Linked DNA regions of Homo sapiens: region 2 is linked to region 1. Evidence: chromatin loops called from intact Hi-C (ENCODE). Cell type or tissue: GM12878. All regions are shown on one strand.

Evidence for each region. A loop is a pair of places that touch in the nucleus more often than their neighbours do. Peaks named below come from ENCODE experiments on the same cell type or tissue, not always from the same donor. Only the 100,000 strongest peaks of a DNase experiment are listed, where the experiment ranks them.
Region 2: it touches region 1 in a loop (2.9-fold over the local background); 1 of 110 quality-filtered maps calls a loop at or near these places.

What each region holds. Positions count from the first base shown.
Region 1 is chr16:17,528,373-17,532,372 of GRCh38, forward strand. No RefSeq gene overlaps it. Among named protein-coding and RNA genes, the nearest start is that of XYLT1, 59 kb to the left of the region's middle. RefSeq lists an enhancer at 1,935-2,054. In GM12878, no CTCF peak of the experiment used is centred here; a DNase peak (open chromatin) is centred at 1,809; H3K4me3 peaks cover 809 bases; H3K27ac peaks cover 304 bases.
Region 2 is chr16:17,406,705-17,410,704 of GRCh38, forward strand. All of the region lies in intron 1 of XYLT1 (xylosyltransferase 1), which reads right to left. Among named protein-coding and RNA genes, the nearest start is that of XYLT1, 62 kb to the right of the region's middle. In GM12878, no CTCF peak of the experiment used is centred here; a DNase peak (open chromatin) is centred at 2,477; H3K4me3 peaks cover 280 bases; H3K27ac peaks cover 1,973 bases.

The DNA of each region.
Region 1 (4,000 bases):
AGAAGTGATCACTCCTCCTTTCCTCTGTAGGTAGAGGTTGACAGTCAAATCTAGTTTCAAGGTCTCTGTCTCTTTGCGGTCCTAGGTAAATACGATCATCTCTCGAAACTTTCATTCCTCCATCTGTAAAATAGGTATGATACTCATCCCTACCATCCAATGTGTGGAGATCCACATAATGCTCTAATATACTAGGTTGGTGTGAAAGTAATTGCATTTTTTTCTCATAAAAGTGGCAAAACTGCAATTACTTTTGTGCCAACCTAATAGTACACGGCACAGTATATACAATGTGTAATATAGTACATAGTACATAGCAGATTATATATATAAATTATATATATACATATAAAAATAAACATACACACACACAGACACACACACGCACATATATATAATGAAGCCTCTTCCTTTAATGGCCCAAGATTGAGCCAAAAGGAAATACAGGGAATTAAACCATGAGGACAGAAATCTCCATCTAGGCTGTCTTGGTTGTTCTGCTCACATTCCCCTACCCAGGCTTGCAACCTCCCGTGAGGCTGTCTGAGCCTGGACACACCCCTAGAATCTTCATTGCCAACAAAAGAAGAGAAAGGGAATAAGGGGTATTTGTGTGGAATCTGAAAGAGACAAACACACTCCTTGTTCTTCTCAATACAGGTGTTTCCAAAGCTGCCAGAGAGACCCAGAGCTTAGAGTTGTGATGACACAAGGGTAGGTGATGTGGACAATGACCGGGGCCCCCAGCCAAAACCATCCCTGTTTATCTGTTCCACAGAATGGTGTTCAACATCAGTTCTTGTCTGGTGGAGGGGGAAGAGATTGTGCTAATGAATAAACATACAAAGTAGACAAATGTTTATCACTCCTTACTAGCATAAGATTCCATGCGTACAAAACCATATAAGCTGTCTATATGTGTGAGTACAGCTCTAGAAAGACAGAAATGATTGTATTGGATGCCAGCTTAAAGTTGGGAAATACCATTAGAAGAAATCGCAACTTGAGAATCTTGCATTTTATTGCCAAGTGTTTGGTTTTAACGAGAGTCTAAATGTGCTCACCCATTCACTCATCCCTCCCATAAATATTCCCTGTGGCCCATTATGAGTTTGACACTCTGCTAGGCTCTGGAAGACAGGCAGAATGATGGAAAGAATCATTTTCTAGAAATGACTAAATCCTAGTTAAAAAGGGGAAATATTTAAACTATTAGTGACAATATAATTTATGCATTCCGCTAGTACATGCGGAACAACTCCTGCATTTCAAGAATTATTCTAGACACGAGGGATACAGTAGCAAGCAAAATATAAAGATTTCTCTTTTCATGGAACTTGTGTTCTAGCGGGGGGAAAGTGCCCAATAAAAAAATAAGCGAATAAATGCATAATTCATACTAGCTAGTGATAAATGCTTTTATAGTAAAGCAGGTAAAAGATGAAGAGTGATGAGAAGGGGCTACTGTTTTAGATCAAGCAGCTGGGAAAAGTCATTTGGAAGAGGTGACATTTGGGCAAAGAGCTGAATCAAATGAGGCAGTAAGTCATAGCAGGTGGAAGGGAGGTGTATTCCAGGCAGAAGGGAGCAAGTGAGCGACAGCCCTGATGAGCAGGGTACCTGGAATATTCCAGAAGCAGTGGGAGAAATGAGTGCGGCTGAAGCCCAGGGAGCAGTGGAGAGATACTGGGGAGAGTGGTGAGGCCACATCATGTAACACAGCCTGCGTTGCTGAGCAGCCTTCAACAGGATGCAAGCCCTGACAACGAAAGAATAGTTAACTCAGAAAAAAACAAAACCAAAACTAAAACCCAGCTGCTACGGTAATGGAATTGGGCAAGCAAAACCGATAGTTCATGAAACACAGGAGCAAGACACCTGAGACCTGGCTCACCCAGCAAGGTGGCTGCAGAGCTGCTTAGACTTGGAGAAGCAGGGGATTCCCTGTTATTTCCAACTAATAGGAGGAGTCAGAGTGCAGAATGAAGATGTGCTCTGCTAGCCACCTCTAGAGAACATCTCTCCTCATTTTTGACTGCCCAGAACCTACCTATGCTGAGGGAATCCTCCTGGTCTCTGTTCCCACCTTTCTCTGCAGAAGCTGATACCAGTTTTCCCAGCTTCCCTTGCAGCTAGGGTAAAAGCACGTGACCTCATTTCCACCAATCAGCTTGCTTGCTCCAGCCTTCACCATGGAAGCTGGCATTTCCCTCAATGGTGGCTTTCCCTCTGGAGGCTCTAGGGGAGAATTCCTTCTTTGCTTCTTCATCTGCTGGTGGCTGCTGGCATTCCTTGAATTCTGGCTGCATCACTCTCATTGCTACCTGCATGGTCAGGCTTCCTTCTCTTCTCTATGTCTTCTCTTCTGATGGTATTAAGACTCTTTCTGTTTCACTTTTTAAAAAATCTCATTTTTATTTATTTTTTAAAATATTTACTTTTATTTCAATAGTTTTGGGGAAACGTGTAGTGTTTGGTTGCATGGAAAAGTTCTTTAGTGGTGGGCTGGGTGTGGTGGCTCACGCCTGTAATCTCAGCACTTCGGGAGGCTGAGGTGGGCAGATCACTTGAGGGGAAGAGTTCAAGACCAGCCTGGCCAACATGGTGAAACCCTATCTCTACTAAAAATACAAAAAAAAAAAAAAAATATCCAGGCGTGGTTGCATGCACCTGTAATCGCAGCTACTCAGGAGGCTGAGGCACTAGAATCACTTGAAACCCAGGAGGCAGAGGTTGCAGTAAGCTGAAATTGGGCCAGTGCACCCTAGCCTGGGTGACAGAGCAAGACTCTGTCTCCAAAAAAAAAAAAAAGAGAGAGAGAAAGAGAAAGAAAAGTTCTTAAGTAGTGATTTCTGAGATTTTTGTGCACCTGAGTAGTGTAACTGTAACCAGTGTGTAGTCTTTTATCCCTCACCCCCCTCCCCATGTACCCCCAAGTCCCCAAAGTCTACTGTATCATTTCTATGCTTTTGCATCCTCATAGCTTAGCTCCCACTTATGAGTAAGAACATACAATATTTGGTTTTCCATTCGCGAGTTACTTCATTTAAAATAATGGTCTCTAACTCCATCCAGATTGTCGTGAGTGCCATTATTTTGTCCCTCTTTATGGCTGAGTAGTATTCCACAGTATCTATATATACCACATTTTCTTTATCCACTTGTTGGTTGATGGGCATTTAGGCTGGTTTTATATTTTTGCAATTGTGAACTGTGCTGCTATAAACATGCATGTGCAAGTGTCTATTTCATATAATGACTTCTGCTTCGCTCTTAGGACACTTGTCATTGGATTCAGGGTTCACGTGGATAATCCAGAATGATTTCCTCATCTCAGGGCCTTTAAATTATTTCCATCTGTAAAGACCCCATTTGCCAAATAAAGCCACATTTACAGATTTCAGGGATTAGGACATGGTCATATCTTTTTGGAGGCCACCGTCCCATCCCCTATGCCACCTCCTAGAGATCTTATGAACTAACTAATACCTTTTTTTTTTTTTTTGAGCTGGAGTCTTGCTCTGTCACCCAGGCTGGAGTGCAGTGGTGTGATCTTGGCTCACTGCAACCTCGGCCTCCCAGGTTCAAGTGATTCTCCTGCCTCTGCCTCCCAAGTATCTAGGACTACAGGCACCTGCCACCATGCCCGGCTAAGTTTTTGTATTTTTAGTAGAGATGGGGTTTCACTGTGTTAGCCAGGATGGTCTTGATCTCCTGACTTCATGATCCACCCGTCTCGGCCTCCCAAAGTGCTGGGATTATAGGCATAAGCCACCGCTCCTGGCCACTAATAACTTCTAATACTTTTTTTTTCCTTTTCGTTGATACCAGCCTGAATTGGTTTGTTTTTTGTCAAACAGAAGCTTGACATGGACCCCACCCTATCTCTCTATTCCTGGCCACCAAAGAGGACAAGATGTCTGGAATGCAGCCCTGCTTGGGGGCATAAGTGTGAGACTTTGGTTCCAGCTGATATGCACAACTCTCTGCCTTCCCGTCT
Region 2 (4,000 bases), 120 kb before region 1:
GGGGGTCAAAAGGGACCACAACGCCCATTTAAACAAGGAGGAAGATGCTGAACAGCTAAAGGGTTAATTCAAAAGAAAAAACAAAAGAAGAAATGGCCATTTCTTTTCCTTGTTCACTCAATGTTCCTTCAACAAATTATTCTATGTGCTTGGAATATATGAGGCCCTGGGTTGGGTGTGGTATGCAACAGAAAAATAAAACATAAGAACATAGTATGTCTCTTCCCACAGGGTCATATGGTCTTTCGAAAGTCACCCTTTTAATTTGAAACCTTTTGCTGCTTCTTTATTTTTATTTTTTAATTTAATTTTTTTGAGACAGAGTCTTGCTCTGTCACCCAGGCTGGAATGCAGTGACGCAATCTCGGCTCACTGCAACCTCTGCCTCCGGAGTTCAAGCGATTCTCCTGCCTCAGCCTCCCAAGTAGCTGGGATTATAGACCCCTGCCACCACCCCAGCTAGTTTTTATATTTTTAGGAGAGATGGGGTTTCGCCATGTTGGCCAGCAGTCTTGAACTCCTGGCCTCAGGTGATCTGCCTGCCTCGGCCTCCCAAAGTGCTAGGATTACAGGCAGGAGCCACTGCGTCCAGCCTATTTATTCTTATTTTAAAAATTTATATATATGTGTATATATATAAGGGGTATAACACAGCGTTATTTTTAAGGAATAAGAGATATTTTGCTTTTCAAAGTGCCTGCTAAGCCCAGTGACATACGCTTGGTTAGCAATCACTAAATGTGGACACATTATAAATCCTCTATATATTTTATAGAGATGGGGTCTTGCTATGTTGCCCAGTATGGACATGCGTTCCTGGGCTCAACTGATCCTCCTGCTCAGCCTCCCATGTGCTGGGATTATAGGCATGAGACAGCAGCACTCAGTCTCTTTGTTTATTTCTCTGCCTGCTCCCCACCCATCTGTGTGACCCCTACTAAAATAACCACTGCATGGTGTTCAAGGAAGAGTATGGCCTTGGGATTCAGGCAGGTCTGCATTCTAACCCAGGGCCTTCTACCTTCTGGCTATGTGCCCCTGAGCAAGTAACTTGGCCTCTGCTATGGCTTAGATGTGTGTCCCCTCCAAACCGCATGTTGAAATTTGATCCCCAGTGTTGGAGGTGGGGTCTAATGGGAGGTGTTTGGGTTTTGAGGGTGGATCCCTCATGAATAGATCAATACCCTCCTTCTATTAGTTCTGCAAGAGCTGGATGTTTACAAACAGTCTGGCCTTCCCCTCCCTCTCTCTTGCTTTCTTGCTTACCTGTAATATCTGCACATGCCAACTCCCCTTCACCTTCCACTGTGAGTGAAGCTGTCGGAGGCCCTCGCCAGATGCAGATGCCTAATCTTGAACTTACCAGCCATCAGAATCACAAACCAAATAAACTTTCTTTCTTTATAAACTACCCAGCATCAGATATTCCTTTATAGTAATACAAAATATACGATGATAGCCTCTCAGAGCCTCAATCACCTGCCCTGGAAAATGGGTACAACACCGAGTTCTTTTTAAGGAATAAATGATGTTTTGCTTTTCAAAGTGCATGCTAAGTAAGTGCAGTGACATACGCTTGGTAAGCAATCATTGAGTGTGAACATATTATAAATTCTCATGAAATCTAAGAGGCAAAGCCCTGGGAATATCACAATATTGATCTTCTAAAGTCAGTATCAGCTTTCTCATGGCTCAGACTCACTCCTGAGTTTTGTGCTTGGATACTTAACAATTGCTCACTCCTAAATTTCCTAACTAGTTCCAGCTTCAAACTGGAAAAATTCCTCCAGTGTATTCAAGCCTCGTTGCCTAGCACCACAATATCCTTGGTTGATGTGCTTCTAGGTGCTAAAAGAATAGGCCGGGGATGGTGGCTTAGGCCGATAATCCCAGCACTTTTGGAGGCCAGGGCCGGCGGATCACCTGAAGTCAGGAGTTTGAGACCAGCCTGACCAACATGGAGAAACCCCATCTGTAATAAAAATACAAAAATTAGCTGGGCGTGCTGGCACAGGCCTATAATCCCAACTACTCAGGAGGCTGAGGCAGGAGAATCGCTTGAACCCAGAAGGCTGAGGTTGCGGTGACCCAAGAGATCGCACCATTACACTCCAGCCCGGGCAACAAGAGTGAAACTCCATCTCAAAAAACAAAACAAAACAAAAAAAAAGAGTAACGAGTGTTAGATATTGGTGGGGGTGGCATCAGAAGGACTTTGTGTGACATTCCCAGGTCTGTTCTGAGCGCAAAGGCCAGATTTAGACAGCGTTGAGAACCCAAATGAGGCTCTAGAAACTGGTCCAAACAATGTGCCCATAATGACACGTGTCAAAACCGAAGAAGGCCTTAGTCAGGGGAAAAAAGATGCAAATTACAAAGACCTTTTTCAGAGCCACCACCTTCTAAAAGTGAACAGAAGGAGCAGGAAGCTGCCAAAGTGTACCAGAACCTCCTCCTTCGACGCTAGAAAGAGTAACAGGTCAAGCTCCAACTTGCAATTCAGTTCTATTTTGAAGTTTACTGGAAAGCAGAAAATAAGAAGGGATTTGAGAGAGGCCGGCAGTTTGAAGGCAAGGAGGAACTGAAATAAACACATTAGACCCAAGAACACAAAAGTCCTAGCAGCTTGGACCTGCTATTTCTCGACAGTTCCTCCAGGCTCCTCATGCATAAGCCAATCAGCAATGATGTGCATATTTCAGCAATGATGTGCATAATATTGATCTTGAACCACAGCGATCTTCCTAGTTCCTTTTGCCAGGAGAAAAGATGGGGGTGGCCACACATTTGAGAAAGAAAGTCCATTAACATTACCCAAGTTGGTTTTGAAGTATTGAGACACTTTTTTTTTTTTTTTTTTTTTTAGATGGAGTCTCACTCTGTTGCCAAGGCTGGAGTGCAGTGACGTGATCTCGGCTCACTGCAACCTCTGCCTATCGGGTTCATGTGGTTCTCCTGCTTCAACCTCCCGAGTAGCTGGGAGTACAGGTGCCCGCCACCACGTCCGACTAATTTTTGTATGTTTAGTAGAGATGGGGTTTCACCATGTTGGCCATGCTGGTCTCGAACTCCTGACCTCAAGTGATCCACCTGCCTTGCCCTCCCAAAGTGCTGGGATTACAGGTGTCAGCCACCACACCCAGCTGAGACACATTTTTAGGGTGTGTGTATGACCGAGTTTTATGGTTGCAAACAAAAGACTCCATGCTGCCCAGTTCAGGCATAAAAAGAATGTCCTGAATAATGCAAGATGATGTATAGGATGCTTGGACAACCAAAGCCAAATGTGGAGGCTCTGCTGTGGGTGATCATGTCCCAACCACACGGACACTGACCAGCACAGACCCTGTCCCTGCTGCTAATGAGTTCACACTGCCACCACCAGGCACAGACCCAAATCCTTGACCGCTGCTGGCTGCCCCTTTTGCCAGAATGGATTCTGTACCAGGCTAGTTTCCCCACATAACTTGCTCTTTCAGGAAATCCAAAAGTATTGATACAAAAGGTGTATTAGAGCCATAAGTGCATAGAGAGAAAAGCGGGTACATTAAGCTTTGATTCTCCACTGCCTGTTGTAATAGTTTGTTTTCACGTTGCTGATAAAGACACATCCGAGACTGGGCAATTTACAAAAAGAGGTTTATTGGTCTCACAGTTCCATGTGGCTGGAGAGGCCTCACAACCATGGCAGAAGATGAAAAGCACATCTCACATGGCAGCAGACAAGGGAAGAGAGAGCTTGTGCGGGAAATTTCCCTTTTCAAAACCATCAGATCTCATGAGACTCATTCACTATCACGAGAACAGCGCAGGAAAGACTCACCCCCATGATTAAATCACCTCCCACTGGGTTCCTCCCACGACATATGGGAATTGTGGGAGTTACAATTCAAGATGAGATCTGGGTGGGGACACAGCCAAACCATATCACCTGTCATTACTTTTTTTTTTTTTTTTTTTTGAGATGGAATCTCACTCTGCGGCCCAAGCTGGAGTGGTG